Regions from separate parts of the Homo sapiens genome. Here region 2 is linked to region 1. A link is an interaction called in ENCODE POLR2A ChIA-PET data of the cell type or tissue named here. Cell type or tissue: GM12878. All regions are shown on one strand. Links, peaks and the distances in the headings refer to the core of each region. The heading gives the core; the rest is flanking DNA. Region 1 has its middle 27 kb from the start of CPOX. Region 2 has its middle 8.0 kb from the start of OR5K1.

Evidence for each region. ChIA-PET counts read pairs that join two places held together with the same protein. Peaks named below come from ENCODE experiments on the same cell type or tissue, not always from the same donor. Only the 100,000 strongest peaks of a DNase experiment are listed, where the experiment ranks them.
Region 2: POLR2A ChIA-PET joins it to region 1 with 6 read pairs; 4 of 35 experiments call an interaction of 5 or more read pairs at or near these places.

The regions. Positions count from the first base shown.
Region 1 is chr3:98,564,038-98,569,426 of GRCh38, reverse strand. No RefSeq gene overlaps it. Among named protein-coding and RNA genes, the nearest start is that of CPOX, 27 kb to the left of the region's middle. In GM12878, for the core only: no CTCF peak of the experiment used is centred there; no DNase peak of the experiment used is centred there; H3K4me3 peaks cover 2,073 bases; H3K27ac peaks cover 4,708 bases.
Region 2 is chr3:98,452,555-98,457,943 of GRCh38, reverse strand. No RefSeq gene overlaps it. Among named protein-coding and RNA genes, the nearest start is that of OR5K1, 8.0 kb to the left of the region's middle. In GM12878, for the core only: no CTCF peak of the experiment used is centred there; no DNase peak of the experiment used is centred there.

The sequences.
Region 1 (5,389 bases), core at 57-5,056:
CACAAGGACAGAAAACCAAACACTGCATGTTCTCACTCATAGGTGGGAGTTGAACAATGAGAACACCTGGACACAGGGAGGGGAACGTCACGCACCGGGGCCTGTTGGGAGGTAGTGGGCTGGGGGAGGGATAGCATTAGGAGAAATACCTAATGTAAATTATAAGTTGATGGGTGCAGCAAAACCAACACGGCGCATGTATACCTATGTAATAAACCTGCACGTTGTGCACATGTACCCTAGAACTTATAATAAAAATAAGAGCAAACAAAATTACTTGAATCAATGAGAAAACATTAGAAAGAATAATAGATAGCCAGGGTCATCAGATATTTGAGGAAAATATAAGAGAAAGAGAAAAAATAAGTAAAGAGACCACAGATAGGCAGGCTTCTAATGAATATATAATAGAACAGATAAGAGATTAAACTTAGAAATACAGAGGTAAATAGACAGATCAAAAAGATTTAAAAGTTGTTGCTTTTGGGCAGCAGGGCTGAGGTGAATAGAAATGGAAAGGGAATTGCTGGGTTTTGTCATAACCTTTTACTACTATTTGATTGTTTAACTGATTTTATTTATTAGATTAATAAAAATATTAAAGAGTAAAGGCCATGGATTTTTAAGCCCTCAAAACATTTTAATTGTGCATATTTTTATCATATAGATGCTTCTTATTAGAAAAAACTTTCCATTCTGTTACATTAATTTTTATCATGTGTTGCCATTACATTACCGCTGTTCTTAAAGACCTCTTCCTGTTTTTGACCTCACTGTTGAGCTGAATTAAATACACGTTATCATCTAACTAGTTTTAACTTTAAGAAGTAAGATATGTTCTGAGAAAAGTATTCTTTAACAGGTTCCAATCGTTCTTAAAGATTCATAGAACTTTATACATGGTGCCCAAATGTCTTTTCTGTCTATGTTAATAATAAGTAAAACTATTGTTTATAAAATGCAAACTAAGTCACAGATTTTGTACACCTCAAGGTACAGGGGAAGGTATTTTATAAAGTGGGTGCTGGACAATGGTCCAGATGTGTGACCTTTTTCAAGTTTTTGCTTGAGAGTTTAGAAGTTACATTTAAATCAATGATCACTGTGTCTAGGGTTATGTTTTCTAAACACAGCAGCCCTCTGGCTCAATCATGAAGATATCTCGTGAGTTCCAGAGGAACTTGGGTATATTTCTGTTTGTATAGAAAGACACTAAAAGAAAAGCATATTCTGGTTTTTACAGGTCTACCTTATTTTCTTCAAATTATATTTTAGTGACAACTTGAAGGAAATGCTATCAATGCTTCAAAACTCCAACACAGTTTTTTTGTGCTGCCACCACAGCATCATCTCTTCATGGTCTGATTGGTGTAAATACCACAGGGATAAGCAAAAGCATGAGACTGAAGACACTTTCTGTTTAGGAAAAATGGGTAACAAGTTGAAGAATGCTTCTCCCTGAAAAATCTTTGGGCTTCCTCTCAATGTTGTTCCTATTGTGTGGGTAGCTCCACCCCAGATACCCACACAAGAACTTGGCCAGGGTAAAAATCAAACCCTGTGTCTCAGGCCACAACAGAGTTTGATTTTACCCTGGCCCGGTTCTTGTGTGGGTAGCTGGGGTGGAGTCCTCTCATTCTTACTCTGCTTTTGTGGTGTGAAAGTCTAAGTTAACTGCTGATTGTTCTTCAACTTATTAGTGCTTTGCTATAATCTTAGGTAAAGTCAGAAATCCCATCAACTCATCTTATTGACATAGGGCAAAAGTACACCTGAATTTTTATTAGTTCAGAATTTTTTTAGAGTAAGAAGTCTTACTCTATAGTCTTTGTATATACGTACAAAGAGAACACAGCATTATGTTTTCATGACCTCGTACATCTTCATTCTTGAACCTTTTAATTTTCTCCCATCAGAAAATATTTTAATTATATAATGTTCAAAAAATTTAGGTGGGCATACTAACACAAAATCCATTTTCTCTGATTTGTAAACCTTTTTTTTTTAAATGAAGAGTTTTTGCTGCTTGCTTATATCTCTGTGGTTTGATGTTTTAGCCTCTTGATTAATCTCAATACTTTCTATCCTATGACTAAACTACTTTCCCTTGCATACACCCTTGGATTTCTACTGCACATCTTTTAAATTTTATGTCATTTATCATCTATATCTCTTCATCATTTTTTCTTAGATTTGTGTAATTCATGTCTCTTCTTTATTTGTAGAGAATCTAAATCTAGTCTTACATAATTGCTCCAGATGATAATAATCTATTTATTTATACTTCTAATTTGTCCCAGAAAGGACTTAAGGTGACATATATAATAATGCATAAAATATAGTGAGATGAATTCAATTGAAAATAAGAAAAGTTGACAAAGGGAAACTAATGGTGGGAAATTAAGATGAGGCCAAGAGCAAGGTCAGTGTTCAAATGCCTGCCTAATAGAGCCGCAGTTTGGCTTCCTGCTATATCCCTGTTTTTTGTTCACCAGCTTCATATCCCTCCCTATGTAGCTTGATGACCACAGCCTGCTTGTGATAGTTAGGGTTTTCCAGAGAAACAGAACCAATAGGATGCATGTGTGTATGTCTGTATATAGCTTTATTTAAGGAATTGGTGAATATAGAGACTGGCAAGTCCCAAATCTGCAGTTCATGCCTGCTGCCAGAATTCTCTCTTGCTCAGGAAGGTCAGTCTTTTGTTCTATTTAGAACATCCACTGACTGGATGAGGCCCACCCACTTTATAAAGGGCAAACTGCTTTCCTCAAAGTCCACTTATTTAAATGTTAGTCTCACCCAAAACACTCTTACAGAAACATCCAGAATAACGTTTGACCACATATCTGGGCACTATGGCCCCACCATGTTGACATAAAATTAATCACCATGCCACTAAAACCTGCAACTTGCCTTTAACCTCCACCTTGTCTTTCTTTTCCTTCCTACATGCACCCTTTCCATTTTCTCTAATTCCTGAAGCTTCAGTTATACTTCACTTTACTCCTTTTTTCTCACGCCTTCCGCTAAAGACACAGGATTCCCAAGGGGTCGTTAGGCCACGGGTTCCTATTTCCTGGGTTGGGTGAAATTCTTCTCCCTTCTGGTTGTTAACTACCGCTTTCAAATAAGTTCCTGGTCCATCTTGAGTGTCCCGCTTACATCTCCCCTAATGGCCCTTCCCCACCCTCTCCCTGTGCCCTACCCCTGGCTCTTTGTAAAAACTCCTTACATTGTTACAGGCCCATCGTGAACCATTTCTGCTAAAGGACTTTACGGTAGGAATTACCTTTGCTACATTAGGCCACGTTTTCTGGGTGCTGATGCAGCTGTATACAGGGTTACGTGAGTGCTTGTTTGAGTGTGTGTTATTGTCGTGAGAGTGGAGCAATAAAGACAGTCCCTGGGAAAAGTTTCCCAGGACCCAGTGGTCCAGTGTGTCTCTGCTACTAGAGGAAGAATGTGGTCCGCCACTCTACTTCTTGTTCCCTGAAGCCCAGACCACAGAGAGGGGTTGTGGGAATCAGTCTCTGCCTGGCAGGTTTTTGAAGCTTGTGAGGGGAAATAACTCTCTAGCTTTCTTTCAGATAGAAGAAAAAAAAAAAAAACAAAAATGAAATAAAAGTAAGACAAGTGGCTGTAACACAAAAAAACTTTATAGACAGAGATTCAAATATAAATCTGAATTGTTCACCCTTTTACTTTATAACCAGGCACCAGAGGACCCGTGAATGCATAATGATCATTTCTGAAATCTTTGGTAGTATTCCCATACAACCTGAGCCCATATTTCAGACCGGTCATAGCTGTGTGATTTAGGGGACGTCACACAGACTCTACTCTTAACTCCTCTGTAAAAGAGAATGAGTAATGTGTACCTCCAAAAATTACTGTGGGAAGTCAATAAAATAACATATGGGAAAGAGTTTTACAAGCTTTTAAGTGTTATGTGGACATTAGGTATTCAGGAAATCAGTTAAAGCCGCACTGAAGACATTAAAACAAACAATCAGATATTTGATACATAGAAAGCTGGGCAAATGACTGTTCAGCACTTTAAAGGTAGGAAGAAGAGGAGACTAGATCAGTCAGAGAGAAAGAGTTTAGTCATTTTCATATCATGATTCTTCCCTTCCCAGTGGAAAGTATATATGAGCATGTATGTTTATGTAATATAGATAGATGTGGCAGTAAATTGCCTTTCACTTTCTCTAGTCAAAATCAAAAATAATAATTTTTAAGCTAGGAAAATTCAGTAATTTGATGAGGGAATTTGGCTGGAAAAGTGAAAAACAATTCAAGGATAGGTATTTATAAATATATCAGAATATTATACATGTATTTTTGTATGCACATGTGTTTTATTTAGGAAGGAAATAACATGTTAACTTTTGCGTATCTTAATTTTTTATTCAGCATTGACTTCCCACCTGTTGTTTAACTTTTTCATTCTTTGTTTTTTTTTTTTTTTTTCCGTTGTGGTCAAGTGCGTATCGAAGACCACCTTAGCTTAGCTGAGAACGTTGTACTTGTGAAGCATTTGAATGTGGGCCACATCAAAGGTGAACAAAATAATTCATTTCCTGGCCCTGCTCAAGTATCCTCACCCTGAGAGTCTGCCCCTGTGGGCCACAACACTGCCACCCATAACAGTCACACCTCTCTTTAAACCCAGGTATATTTGGTATCTGTAACTCTCACCTGACTCTCACATAACAGTCAAATTATTTATCTCTTTGTAAACTTAAATTTACATTTATATGCTCCATCTCTCTTCACACCAGCTAGTGCTAATACCCAACACTGAGGGTGCCAGACAGTGTTCTAACATTACTTAAGTTAACTTAGTCAATATCTGAAATAACCCCGAGGAAGTTATTCTCATTGCATGCCTGAGAAAATTGAGGTGTGGAGGGTTGAAGTTTTTGCTCACCCCCACAGAGCCAAGTGCTGAGCAAAAGGTAGTCTGGGCTGGGTGCCGTGGCTCACACCTGCAATCCCAACACTTTGGGAGGCCAAGGCAGGCAGATCACTTGCGACCAGGAGTTTGAGACCAGCCTGGCCAACATGGTGAAACCCTGTTTAGTCTCTGCTAAAAATACAAAAGTTAGCCAGGTGTGGTGGCATGTGCCTGTAATCCCAGCTACTTGGGAGGCTGAGGCACGAGAATCACTTGAGCCTGGGAGGTGGAGGTTGCAGTGAGCTGAGATCACACAACTGCACTCCAGCCCGGGCGACAGAGAGGGACCCTGCCACAAAAAAAAAAAAAAAAAAAAAAAAAAAATAGTCTGGCCTCTGACATCACTCTCACCCAGAATTATGAAAGCTCAATAGGAATCAATACCTTGTCTCACAGTTTAGGTGCCTCCAGCCCCTAACCATTATT
Region 2 (5,389 bases), core at 130-5,129, 110 kb after region 1:
CTTAACTTGCCAGGGGGAGTTAAGAAAATCTTTCTGTAAAAATAATTTCATTTTCCATAATAACACTTTTAATTTTGCAGTAGAGAGCAAATCTCCATGTGAAAGGAGTCATGGGCCTTATAACCCCCAAACCTTTTCCCAGATACTTGTTTTCCCCTTGGGGAAGTAGTCACAACTGCTGCCCAAACCATGGTGACCACAAGAAGGCACTGCTCTTCCATTCACATTCACTCTGGCCCGGATGATCCCCTGTAGCAGAGAAGAGTAGGAAGGATTATTTACTAGATCTAAGAGATAACCACTGGAAACAAAATTCAGTAATATACAACTAGAAGAGCAGTTCTTCTTCTTCTTTTATTATTTATTATTATTATTTACTATTATTATTATTTTGAGACGGAGTCTCTCTCTGTCACCCAGGCTGGAGTGCAGTGGCACGATCTCGGCTCACTGCAAGCTCCGCCTCCTGGGTTCACGCCATTCTCCTCCCTCAGCCTCCCGAGTAGCTGGGACTACAGGCACCCACCACCACTGGCTACAGCCTGCCATCACCGGCTAATTTTTTGTATTTTTTTTTTTTTAGTAGAGAAGGGGTTTCACCGTGTTGGCCAGGATGGTCTTGATCTGACCTCGTGATCTGTCCGCCTCAGCCTCCCAATGTGCTGGGATTACAGGCATGAGCCACCGCGCCCGGCCTAGAACAGTTCTTACTTAATCCTTTCACCCTACTTAGAAAGCTGGCAAGCTGGCAGGTGACATGACTTTATGACATACTCCCATGTGCCCCCCAGGTTTTGAACAATCGCCCGTTAGCTAGCTAGCTAGCTAGCTGGCTCTGATTCTTCTTCATTTTCTCCCAAAGAGAGCATATTGTTTTGCAGAGCAGTGAGGAAGTTATCATTGAAGTAATCTGGAATCCACTCTACTTACTTTTTTTCCTCCTGGAGATGGAGTCTCGCTCTGTCGCCAGGCTGGTGTGCAGTGGTGCTATCTCAGCTCACTGCAACCTCCTTTTCCCGGGTTCAAGCAGTTCTCCTGCCTCAGCCTACCGAGTAGCTGGGACTACAGGCGTGCACCACCACACCTGGCTAATTTTTGTATTTTTTGGTAGAGACAGGGTTTCACCAGATTGGACAGGATGGTCTTGATCTCCTGACGTCGTGATCCACCCGCCTCGGGCTCCCTAAGAGCTGGGATTACAGGTGTGAGCCACCACGCTTGGCCCACTCTACTTACTTTTTAAAAAGTTAGTCATATTTCAACTATGGAACTTTATTATTAGTAACACTTTAGTTGTGATACATCTCATAACCAATTGTGACAGGTCAGGGTGTTGAAATATTAATAGTATGAAAGCTGCTGATCGTGATAATCTGATTTATATGACTGAGTTGCTCATCTTGTGCTTATGGTTCACTATAGTGAGACCTCCTTACCCATCTCCACATCTACCTCTGAAAGACAGATGCTGCCTTTTCCTAGTCATCTGGCATAGCTCAGCTCCAGAGATCCATTTCCAAGAGTCTGAGGGACAGATGAGCAGGCAGGAGACTCACTCCTTTTTGTTGTTTAGGGCTTAGCTCTTCCCCTGTGTAATTGACACTAGGAATGGCCAACTCTTCAGGGGAGAGTCCAACCTTAATAACAAGATTGTAGCCATATCTTTAATAGTATAATCACATCAAAATATCCTACAATTAAGCTTAGCATCTGTGTAAGACTGGGAGATGACATTTAATCTTGACCTTGAAAGATACATAGACATTTTCTCAGCAAAGAAGGGTTGGAAATGGAATAACAAGCAATATACCAGAGGCATAAAAGCCCATGAAGTTTTAGAGGAATGAAAAGTAGTCTCCAGTCTTGCTGGATGTAGGATGTATTAGAGAACTTGGTATTCATAATTATGTGATGGGTAAATTACTCAATGGTGATACAATTTTGATATTTTCTGCCTGAAATAAATATTAAATGAATCAGCTATTCATAATCAAGTAATTGCTCAGGAGAAGTTCTAAACTCATTAGGTACATACCAGAAAGGATGTCTGATTTTATTATAGGCAGAGTAAAAGTCAGATTTCCTAAGGTAAATGTAGGAACCAAGATAGAATGTGGTAGACCAAGCTGTGCTCAGTAGAGAAATTCATAACTAGAGACATGGAACCCACTTTCTTTCACTTTTTTCTTTCCTTCTTTCCCTTCGTTCTTTCTTCTTTCATATACGCATACATTTATTTTGTATCCTTTCCCCCAAATATATTACATGTCTACTTTATGCCAGCCACAATTCTAGGCACCATGATTAAGCAATAAACAAAGGTAGATGTGGTATCTGCACCTCCCCTTAAAGAATTTGGGGCAAGGTATAAGAGAAAGACATTAACCAGTCACCCAAATGCTGTGGAATTACACCTTCTCTATTATGAAGATCCCTGGAGATCTAAAACTTGTAATAAAGAGGTGTAGCCTAGTCTGAAAAGATCATATAATGTAGCAGTTAACCCCATGAACTCTGGAATCAGGATGCCTAATTTTGAATCTTAGCTCTATCACTTTCTAGCTGCTCTTGGGAAAATTACTTAACCTGTCTGAGCTTTAATTTTCTCATAGAATAATGTATATTATAATGAATTGTGTTCCAAAAATGGAGACTAAAAAAGATAGTTTTAAAAATTTACTACATTATTATGTGTAAAGCACTAGAAAAGAGCCTATTACATACTAAGTGCTTGATAAATGCTAAATGTTCTCACCATCACCATTATTACTTATGGTGAGTCACAGTTGGGTTGCGGGGGGTGCTTAACAGAAAGATTTCCTTGAAGAAGTGATAACTGAGCTGAAATCTGGAGACTGAAGAGAAGTTACCAGGGAAGGGTAGAGTGAGTGAGTTGTGAGGAGAACCTATATAATAAAGGCTTTATTTCTGGAGGGAACATGGCAAGTTCAAGGTACTGCAAGAGGGTCAGTTAGGCAAAGAGAGTTGGGGAAAATTGTGCAAGAGAGGTGAACAGGGAAGAGATAATACATGGTATTGTAAACAATATTAATAATTTGGGTCTTTATTCTAAGAGCAATGAGAACCCATGGAAGGTTTTGATAAAGAAGGCTGACATAATTAGATTCTCATTTTGTAAAAAATCTGGGCCAGGCGCAGTGGCTCAGCCTGTAATCCCAGCACTTTGGGAGGCCGAGGTGGGCAGATTGTCTGAGCTCAGGAGTTCAAAGAAGGGTCTAAAATTCTGGCTTATGCAAGAGGCTGTTGATGACACTCACATAGACTGGACCATGGAACAGGATTAGGTTTGAAGAAAGAGGACAGCAGGAAGTAAGTTTGATTTCACACATGCTGAGTATGAGGTACATTTTTTTTTTTTTTTCCAGAGACAGTGTTTTGTTCTGTCGCCCAGGCTGGATTGCAGAGGTATGATAATAGCTCACTTTTACCTTCAACTCCTGGGCTTAAGCAATCCTCCCACCTCAGCCTCCCAAGTAGCTAGGTGCACATCACCATGCTCAGCTAATTATAAAAAATATTTTTTAAGAAACTGGATCTCACTATGTTGCCCAGGCTGATCTGGAACTTCTGGCCCCAAGTGATCCTCCCACCTCAGCCTCCCAAAGCCCTGGGATTACAGGTGTGAGCCACATTGCCTGTTCCTGAGACTTCTAAAAGAAGATGTCTAGAAGGTTTGAGGCATAGCAATGATGTCTGAATGTGTTTCATGTGAAGATATGTATTTGCATATCAATTATTTAGAGGTGGTGTCTGAAGCCTAGGGAGAATGTATAGATAAGAAAATCTAGAGCAGTGCTGTCCAATAGAACTACAATGTAAGCTACATATGTAATTTACTATGTTCTAGTAACCTAATTAAAAAATAATAAAAATGTGAAATTAATTTTAATAATATTTATTTAATTTAATATATCAAAAATATTGTCATTTCAACATGTAATAATGTAAAAAATTAATAGGATATTTTACTTTATCTCACCTAGCTTTAGAAATCTGGTGGGTTCATCACACTTAGAGCACATTGTAATTCAGACTATATACATTTTAGGCACTCAGTAGCTACATGGCTAGTGCTACCAGTTGGACAGCACTTACTTGTCTTGGAAAGGAGTGGAAAGGGAGGATAAAAGAAAGAGAAGAAAGAGGGAAAATGGGAGAAGAGGAGAGATAGTGTAGTGTGGTAAAAATCAAGGAGATAGTATATCCTAGAAGAAGTGAGTGGTCAAAAAGTTCAACTGACTTCAGCCTTCGCCGCTGTAATAGGTATTTTTTCCCCTGAAACTGCGTAGTTCTGCCATATTTTGGAAAACCTTAATTGACTGAACTGTCAATTCTTTAGTTCATGACTCATTTCTCTCAATTTTTAACATTAAACTTCTTAAAAAAGAGTCTATACATGCTGCTCTTATTAACAATCTGCAACCCAACTTTTGTTCCCATCATTTTGCAAAAACTGGACCCTGTAGTGACCTATTCATCAAGTCAAATGATCCTTCCAGAACTTTTTATCTTTTCCTCTCTAAAATACTGAACAGCTTAAACATTCTTTCATTATTAAAATGGTTTCTTTCCATCTCAACATGGGCATTTGTTTTATCTCTGACCATCTCTTCTCTGTTAGAAAACATTAACTCATAGCTGGATGCAGCTGGTTCTCAAATCTTCATTTGCAGTCCTAATCATGTTGGATATGTGGGATAGTCCCATAATATCTAATTATTGCCTCAAATTCACCATGCTTGAAAGGGAAATTACTTTGTCCAATAAAAGAAATTTTCTTCCTGACTAGTCTGTCACAGAATATAAGAGATGAGTCAGAAAGGGCATCCCTGAGGATGCTCACATAAGGTGAAGCTGGGGTGTACTTTGTAGTGAACCAGATAGCAAGGAAAGCAGAGAGAGAAACAGCATTCCAGGTTGTAGAATCTGTTTATTCAACAAAGAGCATCAGCTGCTTGCTACGTGCCATGCATTGTGCTACTCTCTTGGGATAGGCAGTGAGCAGGTCAAGCATGGACTCTTCCCTCATTGGGCTTATCATCTCGTGGGGGAGAGAGACACATTAAATAAATCATGACAACTGGATTAAATAGTGTGAAGATAGCATTTGGAGGCTTTGAGTTGGGAAGTAGCTTAGTGCGTTCTGGGAACTGAGAAGTCAGTGTGAATTATGGGAACAGTAGCAGCAAATGGGGCTAGAACAGGAGTCAGGGTCAGCTATCATAGGGTTTTATAGTCAAGGCTCAAGACTCCCAAGTGTATACTAAGACCAATGGGAAGACATTCAACTTCTCCAGGCTCCATACTATCATCTATGGCACTGCCATTATCCTCACTCCCTGTATCCAACTTATTATCAAGTTGTCAT